2 separate regions of the Homo sapiens genome follow, and region 1 is linked to region 2. Evidence: read pairs that join two places in POLR2A ChIA-PET (ENCODE). Cell type or tissue: Caco-2. All regions are shown on one strand. Links, peaks and the distances in the headings refer to the core of each region. The heading gives the core; the rest is flanking DNA. Region 1 overlaps CEP85 (centrosomal protein 85). Region 2 overlaps LIN28A (lin-28 RNA binding posttranscriptional regulator A).

The links. ChIA-PET counts read pairs that join two places held together with the same protein. Peaks named below come from ENCODE experiments on the same cell type or tissue, not always from the same donor. Only the 100,000 strongest peaks of a DNase experiment are listed, where the experiment ranks them.
Region 1: POLR2A ChIA-PET joins it to region 2 with 6 read pairs; 5 of 35 experiments call an interaction of 5 or more read pairs at or near these places.

The regions. Positions count from the first base shown.
Region 1 is chr1:26,248,866-26,254,245 of GRCh38, reverse strand. The region is part of intron 3 of CEP85 (centrosomal protein 85); the gene reads right to left. Among named protein-coding and RNA genes, the nearest start is that of CEP85, 17 kb to the right of the region's middle. In Caco-2, for the core only: no CTCF peak of the experiment used is centred there; no DNase peak of the experiment used is centred there.
Region 2 is chr1:26,417,046-26,422,425 of GRCh38, reverse strand. The region is part of intron 2 of LIN28A (lin-28 RNA binding posttranscriptional regulator A); the gene reads right to left. Among named protein-coding and RNA genes, the nearest start is that of LIN28A, 8.9 kb to the right of the region's middle. RefSeq lists enhancers at 1,600-2,170, 3,315-3,886. In Caco-2, for the core only: a CTCF peak has its summit at 5,218 (motif pointing right); DNase peaks (open chromatin) are centred at 3,285 and 5,215.

The sequences.
Region 1 (5,380 bases), core at 248-5,247, 170 kb after region 2:
GCTTTCAGCAGGCAGAAAACTGAATAAGGAAATAAGGAATACCAATTTCTTCTCTTTTCAACTATATTCAGTACTCGTTCCCAAATCAAGCATATCTACCACGGAGAAGAGCGACTACCAACTTGTTTCTTTTTCTCCCCAGCAACCAACACAGAGAACACTCAGATAACAACAACAAATACTATAATTGTTCCCAGAATTATGTAAGTATAGATCAGCTACGACCTTCTCATTAAACAACTTTTTTTTTTGAAATGGGGTCTCACTCTGTCACCCAGGCTGGAGCACAGTGGCGTGATCACAGTTCACTGCAGCCTCGACCTCCCCAGGCTCAGGTGATCTTCCCACCTCAGTTTTTGTATTTTTAGGAGAGATGGGGTTTCGCCATGTTGCCCAGACTGGTCTCGAACTCATGGGCTCAAGTGATCCACCTGCCTCAGCCTCCCAAAGTGCTAGGATTACAGGTGTGAGCCACCATGCCCGGCCTTAAGCAACTCTTTAAAAATATGGGCAAGCCACCTCACACCTGTCAGAATGGCTATGATGAAAAAGATGAGGCCGGGCGCAGTGGCTCATGCCTGTAATCCCCAGCACTTTGGGAGGCTGAGGAGGGGGGATCATGAGGTCAGGAGATCGAAACCATCCTGGCTAACACGGTGAAACCCTGTCTCTACTAAAAATACAAAATATTAGCCAGGTATGGTGGCACGCGCCTGTAGTCCCAGCTATTCGGGAGGCTGAGGCAGGAGGATCGCTTGAACCCAGGAGGTGGAGGTTGCAATGAGCCAGGATCGCACTACTGCACTCCAGCCTGGGCGACAGAGTGAGACTCCATCTCAAAAAAAAAAAAAAAAAGATGAAAGATAACAAGTTTGGAGAGGATGCAGAGAAAAGGGAACTCTAGTACACAGTTGGGGGGAATGTAACACAGCCACTGTGGAAAACAATGGAGTATGTAGCTCCTCAAAAAACTAAAAATAGTTACCATATGATCCAGCAATCCACTTCTGGGTATATATCCAAACGATATGAAATATGTATGTCCAAGAGATATCTACAATCCCATGTTTACTGAGTAATTATTCACAATAGCCAAGTTATAGAATCAACAGACGAACAGATAAGGAAAATGCAGTATATTACACAACGGAATACCAGCCTTATAAAAGATGTCAATTGTGTCACTTGCAACAACATGGATGAAACTGGAGGACACTAAGAGAAATAAGCCAGGCACAAAATGACAAATACTGCACGTTCTTACTTATATGTGGAAGCTAAAAAAAACCTCGACACATAGAAACAGAGAGAATAATTGTGGTTACCAGAAGCTGGGAGCAGGGGGAATCGAGAGATGCTGATCAAAGGGTAAAACATTTCGGTTAGACAGGAGGAATAAATACTTTAAAAAAAGACGTGCAAGCCTTATATTACATGCATAGTATCTAATTTGCTATACTGAAGATGATCTTGGGGATATATAAAAGGCCACACTAAAAAAACACACACACACGTAACAAAACAAAAACCTGAATAAGTTCTGATAACATGCATTAGTCTCTCAGGACCAAGAAAGAAATTTCTCAGTTAAAGGACCCAGTTTCTGATGTCTCACAACTTAAATATAGGACTAGTACACAAGGTTAAGGCAGACTGCTAGTGATAAAGACTTCAAAGACTAGTAAGCAATACAATTTTTTGTTTTATTTTTTGGAGCCGGAATTTCACTCTTGTTGCCCAGGCTGGAGTGCAATGGCGCGATCTTGGCTCACCACAACCTCCTCCTCCTGGGTTCAAGCGATTCTCCTGCCTCAGCCTCCCAAGTAGCTGGGATTAAAGGCATGCTCCACCACGCCCGGCTAATTTTGTATTTTTAGTAGAGACAGGGCTTCTCCATGCTGGTCAGGCTGGTCTTGAACTCCCAACCTCAGGTGATCCGCCCGCCTCGGCCTCCCAAAGTGCTGGGATTACAGGTGTGAGCCACTGCCCCCGGCCCAATTTTTTCTTTTTTGAGATGGGGTCTCACTCACTCTGTTGTCCAGGCTGGAGTGCAGTGGCACGATCTTGGCTCACCGCAACCTCTGCCTCCTGGGTTCAAGCGACTCTTCTGCCTCAGCCTCTCGAGTAGCTGGGATTACAGGAGCCCGCCACCATGCCTGGCTAATTTTTGTATTTTTAGTAGACGGGGTTTCACCATGTTGGCCAGGCTGGTCTTGAATTCCTAACCTCAAGTGATTCACCTGTCTCGGCCTCCCAAAGTGCTGGGATTACAGGGATGAGCCACCGTGCTTAACCATAAGCAATATGTTTTAAATCCTCCATAACAGCACCATAGTTATCAGTTCTTACCAAGGGTCACTGCTCCCACGGTGTAATTACAAAACAGAAGACTGTGAGGTTGTAGCACATGAGGGGTTGCTACCATGAACTTTGCAATACCTCCTTCCAGTCTCCATCCATAGCACCACTCTCTCTAGATTCACCAAATTCAGTTTTGAGCCCACACCCCCTGCTGTGGTTTGAAAGTGTCTGTCCCCCAAAAGTTCATGTGTTGGAAACTTAATTGCCAATGTAACAGTATTAAGAGGTGGGGGCCTCTAAGAGGTGACTGGGTCATGAGGGTAGAAGCCTCATAATAGATTAGCAGAAGTGAGTTAGTTCTCAAAGCAGTGGGTTGTTATAAAAGCAAGCTTGGGGCCGGGCATGGTGGCTCATGCCTGTAATCCCAGCACTTTGGGAGGCTGAGGTGGGCGGATCACCTGAGGTCCGGAGTTTGAGACCAGCCTGATCAACGTGGAGAAACCCTGTCTCCACTAAAAATACAAGATTAGCTGGGCGTGGTGACGCATGCCTGTAGTCCCAGCTTCTCAGGAGGCTGAGGCAGGAGAATCGCCTGAAACCGGGAGGCAGACGTTGCAGTGAGCCGAGATTGCACCATTGCACTCCAGCCTGGGCAACAAGAGCTAAACTCCACCTCAAAAAAAAAAAAAAAAACCAAGCTTGGGTTGGGCACGGTGGTTTATGCCTGTAATCCTAGCACTTTGGGAGGCAGAGGCAAGCGGATCATTTGAGGTCAGGAGTTCAAGGCCAGCCTGGCTAACATGGTGAAACCCCATCTCTACTAAAAATACAAAAATTAGCTGGGCATGATGGCGGGTGCCTGTAATCCCAGCTACTCGGGAGGCTGAGGCAGGAGAAATCACTTGAACATGGGAGGCGGAAGCTGCAGTGAGCCAAGATCCCACCACTGCACTCCAGCCTGAGTGACAGAAATAAGACTCTGTCTCAAAAAAAAAAAAAAAAAAAAAAAAAAGAAAAAAGAAAAAAAAAAGGCAAGCTTGGCTCACTCTAGTGGTCTCTGCTTTTCCACCATGTTATGATACAGCACAAAAGCCTTCGCCAGATGCTGCCACTATGCCTTTGGACTTCTCACTCTCCAGAACCCTGGGCAAAATAAACATCTTTTCTGTATAAGTTACACTGTCTCAGGTATTCTCTTACAGTAACAGAAAATACACTAAGATAACCCCAAAATAATGCCAAAACCAAAGCCAAGAAGAAAAGTACCAACTGACCCAGAAGAATATGGCTTTTCTAATTTTTTATAGATGATAAATGGACATATTAGAAAATTAAGGTGAGGTCTTTGTCCACATTTTTAACTTATCTATTGGGTTTATCTATTTATATTAAGTAAACTGCCTGATTCAGACTAACTGTGCTATGAAATGTAAAGTTACACCAGCGGTTCCCAACCTTTTTGTTACCAGGGAATCGTTTTGTGGAACACAATTTTTCCACAGACGATGGTTGGGGGGATGGTTTCAGGATGAAACTGTTCCACCTCAGATCATCAGGCATTAGATTCTCGTAAGGACTGAGCAACCTAGATCCCTCACATGCACAGTTCACAATAGGGTTCGTGCTCCTATGAGAATCTAATGTCACCACTGATCTGACAGAAGGCGCAAGCTCAGGCAGTAATGCTTGCTCGCCTGCTGCTCACCTCCAGCTGTGTGGCCTGGTTCCTAATATGCCATGGACTGGTACTGGTCCACGGGCCAGGAGTTGGGGACCTCTGAGTTACACCGTAAGTCTGGTCTGTGGTTTAGAATATTTTGAAATGAAATAGCAACACTCATTTTCAAAGGGACCTCTATCTTCTACAATTTTCAAAGGCATTCAAAATTTAGTGTATGGGAACCAGGCAGGTGGTGCATCTCTGTAGGCCCAGCTACTCAGTAGTCTAACTCAGGAGGATTACTTGAGCCCCACCGAGTTCATGGCTATAGTACACTATGATGGTACCTGTGTGAACAGTCATTGCACTCCAGTGTAGGCAACACAGTGAGATCCATCTCTTTAAAAAATACAATGCATGGGATATGTGATTTTTATTTACAGAAATCTACAGTTCCCAAAAACTTTGGGGTTTTGCCATTTTAAGAATATAGTTCTAAATCTCTCCCCTACTTAACCACATTTTATGACCCCTCCCCACCCTAAAAAACAACTCATTTTTGAGCAAACTTCCTTTCACAGTAAGGGTAGATTCAGCTATTACCAAATCTCAGTCACTTCAGTCTACACCTGAAGTGATTCAGTAGCCTGAATTACACCAGTGACTATTTCAGTCTTTTGCAAAGAGCTGAAAGCATTCTGAACTCTTCAGTACCCACCTCTACTCTGTCCCTCGAGAATCTTTCAAGGTAAAACACCTTAGTGAAGAAGGGTGGAATCAAAAGCATGCCTATTAAATTTAAAGATGCAACAATGAACTATACTGTATACCAGTCACAGGGGTTCTTGTCAACTAGACCGCAAGCTAGATTCATGAACAAAATGTGTAAGAGTTAAGATTAGAGGCCAGGAGCAGTGGCTCACGCCTATAATCCCAACACTTTGAGAGGCCAAGGTGAGTGGATCAGCTGAGGTCAGGACTTCGAGACCAGTCTGGCCAACAAGGTGAAACCCCGTCTTTACTAAAAATACAAAAATTAGCTGGGTGTGGTGGCACACGCCTGTAATCCCAACTACTCAGAAGGCTGAGGCAGAAGAATCGCTTGAACCCGGGAGGCGGAGGTTGCAGTGAGCCAAGATCATGCCACTGCACTCCAGCCTGGGTGACAGAGTGAGACTCCGTCTCAAAACAAACACACAAAAAGAGTTAAGATTAGGATCATGGTATGTAACAAACATAGCAGTTTAAAAAATGTCTAGGCCTGGGCGTGGTGGCTCACGCCTGTAATCCCAGCACTTTGAGAAGCCGAGGTGGGCAGATCGTGAGGTCAGGAGATCGAGACCATTCTGGCTAACACGGTGAAACCCCGTCTCTACTAAAAATACAAAAAATTAGCCGGGCGTAGTGGCGGGTGCCTGT
Region 2 (5,380 bases), core at 283-5,282:
AAAAAAAAAAATAGGACAATTGACAAAATTTGCATATGGTATATAGATAAATGTACCAGTGTTTAATTTCCTGATTATGATTAGTGTACTGAAACGATGTAAGATTGATATTCCCAGCCAGGCACAGTGGCTGATGCCTATAATCCCCAGCACTTTGGGAGGCCAAGATGGGCGGATTGCTTGAGCCCAGGAATTCGAGACCAGCTTGGGCAATATGGCAAAAACCCATCTCTACAAAATAATACAAAAATGAGCCAGGCACAGTGGTACACACCTGTAGTCCCAACTACTGGGGAGGCTGAGGTGGGAGGATCCCTTGAGCCCAGGAGGCAGAGGTTGCAGTGAGCAGAGATCACACAACTGTGCTCCAGGCTGGGTGACAGAGTGAGACCCTGTCTCAGAAAAAAAAAAAAAAGATAAATATTCCCATTCTTGGGAAATACGCACTGAAATATTTAGAGATAAAAGTGCTTACTGTCTCCAACTTATGGTTTCAAAAAAAAAACTATCTGTAGCAAGATAGAGAATGATAAAGCAAATGGGGCAAAATGTTAAGAGTCAATGAATCTGGGTAGAGGTTATGTGGGAGTGTTGGGTATTGTTCTTGCAGCCTTTTTAAAGTTTGAAATTATATCAAAATAATGTTACCGAAAGACAGTATAACCCAAGCAGATGGATCAGAGGATTAAAATGGAAAATCACAGAGATCTGAGAATATATGGAGAAATCAATAGGTAAGAAAAATAATTCAATAAATGCTGCTATAAAAATTAATAATCCATTGGGAAAGGAAGTCATATTCCTACAGACTTTGTATGATACATATGCAAAATACATTTCAGAGGATTTAAACACCTCATTGTTAAGAAAAATACTGAAAAGTTAAGACAGATAATCAGACTGGTAAAACTACAAAAATATACCATAAATCACTAAGAAAAAAGAATTACACAACATAATATAAGTAGATTATCAGTAGGAAGTCTTAGCACGACACATATACTCAGTATCTCATTGTTGCTTTAAAAAAATTGGAAATAACCTACTGGTGTATTTGAAGGGGAATGGTTGAATAAATATGGTACATCTATAATAATGAATACCACGCAGCCATTAAGAACAACGTAAAGTCTTTGGTTTGTTCACAGCCACATTTTGGTACCTGAAATAATGCCTAGCACATTTTTGAATGAATTAATGAAACAGGAGGCAGATTTTTAATCATTCAGCTGAGAAAGATCACCAAATAATATTGTTAAAAGAAAAAACAAAAAGCAAGATTTAGAACAATATGTATGGAATAATCCTATTAGAACACTGCACGTTTGTACCAAAATTTAAGGACACTGATATTTATAAAGCAGTTAGCAAACAGCCAGCAGCCATCAAGAAAAAAAAAAAAAGTAGTTGTTGATACAGCTAGTTCTGTAGCAAAGCCAGGGTCAGATGAACCCAGAGTTCCTGATTTAAAGCTCAGAGCTCATTCTATCATGCCACTTACTGCACCACCAACTTGACATTAGCGGAGGTGACAGCATCTCAGACCCTACCCAGAATAGACTTCATTACAGCTTCATCTATTATAGTAAAACAACAGTGTCAAATATGTCAACAAGGAGTAGTCGTCATAGAAAATGGAGAAGCAAAAGGGATCACTGTGCACTTACCTAGTCCTGGCTCAAGGGAACATGAGTAAGTAGCATTCGTATTTTATGCTGGTGGCTGGGGGGTAATATTCCAAACTGGAACTTAAATGAAACATGCTCTTCATCAAGATGAAGGAACCACAGATTCCTTATCACTTAATTTTTTTTTTTTTTTTTTGAGAAAGTCTTGCTCTGTCGCCCATGCTGAAGTGCAGTGACACGATCTCAGCTCACTGCAACCTCCGCCTCCTGGGTTTAAGCGATTCTTCTGGGTTTAAGCTAGGACTACAGGCGCACGCCACCACACCCAGCTAATTTTTGTATTTCTAGTAGAGACAGGGTTTCACCTTATTGGCCAGGCTGGTCTCAAACTCCTGACCTCATGCCTCCTAAAGTGCTGGGATTACACACCATGCCCGGCCAAATTTTTGTTTTAAGATGATATTGCAGGCCGGGTGCAATACCTCTCTCGCTGTTTCACAGTAACCACCCTGAGTTTAAAGTTAGATTTGTAAGGTCGGGCATGGTGGCTCACAACTGTAATCCCAGCAATTTGGGTGACTGAGGCAGGTGGATTCTGAGCTTGAGGCTCAGGAGTTGGAGACCAGCCTGGGCAACAGGGCGAAACCCTGTTCTCTACAAAATAATACAAAAATTAGCTCAGCATGGTGGCATGTGCCTGTGGTACCAGCTACTTGGGAGGCTGAGGTAGAAGGATCGCTTGAATCTGGGAGGCAGAGCTTGCAGTGAGCTGAGATCGCGCCACTGCACTCCTGCCTGGGTGAGAGAGCAAGAACCCATCTCAAAAAATAAAGATTATATTAGATTTGACTTATTTTTTATTGAGCGGGGTGGGACAAGAGATGCAATTAGTGGGTGAGTTGGGAGGTCCTAGAGGAGCCAGACCAAGAGCCTTCTGGACCCAAGCAATTCCAGCTTCATTTGCTTGCCCAGCTTGTCTTAGGCTGGGACACTCCTAGTTCTAGCTGTGATTCAGCAGGTAAATAGTTAAGAACAAGGGTTGATTGAGTCTGATGGCCTGTTCCCTCCTTTCTTTAATCATCTATAAAATGGAGTAAATACTAATTTTATGGTAGTGCTGTGAGGTTTTACACATGAAAAGTAGTTAGCACTTCGCCTGCTACACATAAATCCTCAGGGAGTGGCAATTATCAACCTCTTCACACTGGGTGGCGTGGGTTAACAGAGAGAACTAAGTGCCAAGCATCTGGTTTTATCCTAACTAGCTATAGAAACTTAGAAGAATATCCCCTCTCTAAGCCCCAGTTGACTGGAGAGTAACACCTTCCTCTATGGACACCTCATAGGTTTATTTTAAGAGGATCATATAAATGGGGACATGCAACAAGAAATTGACTAGTCCTCTCAGGTCACTCACTGCATCACTGGAGGATCTGAGGTCTAAGACTTTTACAGAGTAAACCCCCACCCCTGCAGGTACCTCAGTGTAATCAAGAGATTTAAACTGGTGGTCTCCAGGGGTGGCTCCCTGCCCTCCTCCCCCGCCCCTTTCTAAAACACATAGTTTGAATTCCTCTCTTATCAGATAGGTAATCAGCGTGCAGCCCCACAGAGCCAGCCTCCCAGGGCCTGCATCTGAAAAGCGCCTGAAATTCTTGTACCACCCCCATTCCACCCCCAACCACACACAAAGCAGGGCCCCGCCCCCTTCCCCATCCCCTCCAAAAAGAAAAGACCTTAGGGGGAGGGGCATGGCCTGAGCTCCCCCAGTAGAGCCCAGCCCCAGGAAACAAAGAGTTGACACTGGCTGGTTCTGGTGGTCAGATTCCTGGAGTTCCAAGGAGCAGATCCCTCTTGCATCTCCCTCTCCCTCCTCCCCACATTCAACTGTTTCTTCCTTCCTCTCTATGTTGGGGTTATGGTCACGGGAGAGAACTAGATATAGAAAATTCTTCCTTCCCCAGGCAGTCTTGCCAAAGTCACCATCAGCAGCCATCTCCCTTCTCTGGCTTGCGCACTGCCCACTTCATGGATAGAACCAAACAGGACCCCCTCCCCTTGGGTCTCTTCAGTCCAATCCTGAATTATTGATTCAGATAAATTATTTTAAAGGGGAGGGGGAGAGAAGGCATGACCCATATCATCCTTTCCCAATTTCTTCAAGTTAGGACTGTGGGGAGCCTACATGGGCCTACTGTGTTGGGGAATGTGGCATCAGACAACAGACAGCATTTCTTTTTCTTTTTTTTTTTTTTAAAAAGTCTGGCTCTGTTGCCCAGGCCGGAGTGCAGTGGCACAATCTCGGCTCACTGCAAGCTCCGCCTCCCGGGTTCACGCCATTCTCCTGCCTCAGCCTGCCGAGTAGCTGGGACTACAGGCTCCTGCCACCATTCCTGGCTAATTTTTTGTATTTTTAGTAGAGACGGGGTTTCACCGCGTTAGCCAGGATGGTCTCGATCTCCTGACCTCATGATCTACCCGCCTCGGCCTCCCAAAGTGCTGGGATTACAGGCGTGAGCCACCGCGCCCACCCCAAGCATTTCTTTTTCTTTTTTTGATAACAGGGAAGGAATCTCTCCAGTTAAAGTACTTAGGCCTTCTGATCCCTTCTTAATACCTCAGTAATTGCCTGCCTTACCCTATCCAACCCACACCAAGTACCTCATCCCAGCTTCAATTTATGCCTTTGCAAGCTTAGAGATAGAATGAGCCTTAGGGGTCACTTAGGAAATGTGGAGTTAAAAACAAAAGAAAACATTATAAAAGAAAAAAGTATGAAGAGAAAAAAAAAAAACAACACAAAGGAACCTAAGTGTCCTTTCTCCAGAAGTGGCAACAGAATTTCAGGGTACTTGCTACAGTTGTGCAGATTAAAGCTGGGGTTCTTGGCTCTTCCGCAAGAGGCTATTCCAGATCTTCTTCCAGGGCCATTCCAGCCGGAAGATTCTGTAGTGCAGGTCTCTACCTCAATTCTAGGTTCTTAGCTTGCACAAGCATTTGTTGAATGTCTAAGTACTATGCAAAATAACTGTTACTAATTGATTCTTACTGTAGGCTAAGTGGCATTCTAACCACTTTACGTGTTGTAACTCATTTAACCCTCATATCAAACTGGTGCAGTGGGGTGATATGAAGACCCTCATTTTACAGCTTGAGGACATGGAGGCAGAGGGGTTAATAAGCACCTTGGTTAAAGTCGCAATAAGAGGCAAGAGCTGAGCTGAGTGCAGCTGGCCTAACTCTCCCCAGTGCAATTCATTATGATGCAAGTCACATATATAATTGAAAACTTTCTAGTAGCTACGTTTAAAAAAGCAGCTGATGAAAGTAATTTTAATGATTCAGTCCTGTGGTGTCACATCCCTAACTTAGCTTCATTCCTGGAGGTAAGATTTGGTAAGGGAGAACCAACCGGTTCTCCCAGAAGCAGTTATTCGATGGTGTGTGTGTCAAGGAGGGTGTGTGTCAAGGAGGTTGGTGAAAGGGGTGTCTGGAACAGAAGGCTGCAGGCAGCCAATCCCTCTGATCCCCTCTGCTCAGCCACAGCCAGGCCCTGTAGCTCCTGCCTGGAGTTCTCCACCAGATGGCGCTGCTCAGCCTGTCTGCCCAAAGGTAAGCCCGAGGGCGCCTATACCAGGAGGTACTGAGTGGCCCGCTACCTGGTCTGAGCTGTGAACTCAAGTGTTCGGGTAGATTTATCTCCACAGCTCCTTAGGGCAGTCATCTTGTCCTCCCCGTCCCACCCTGCCCCC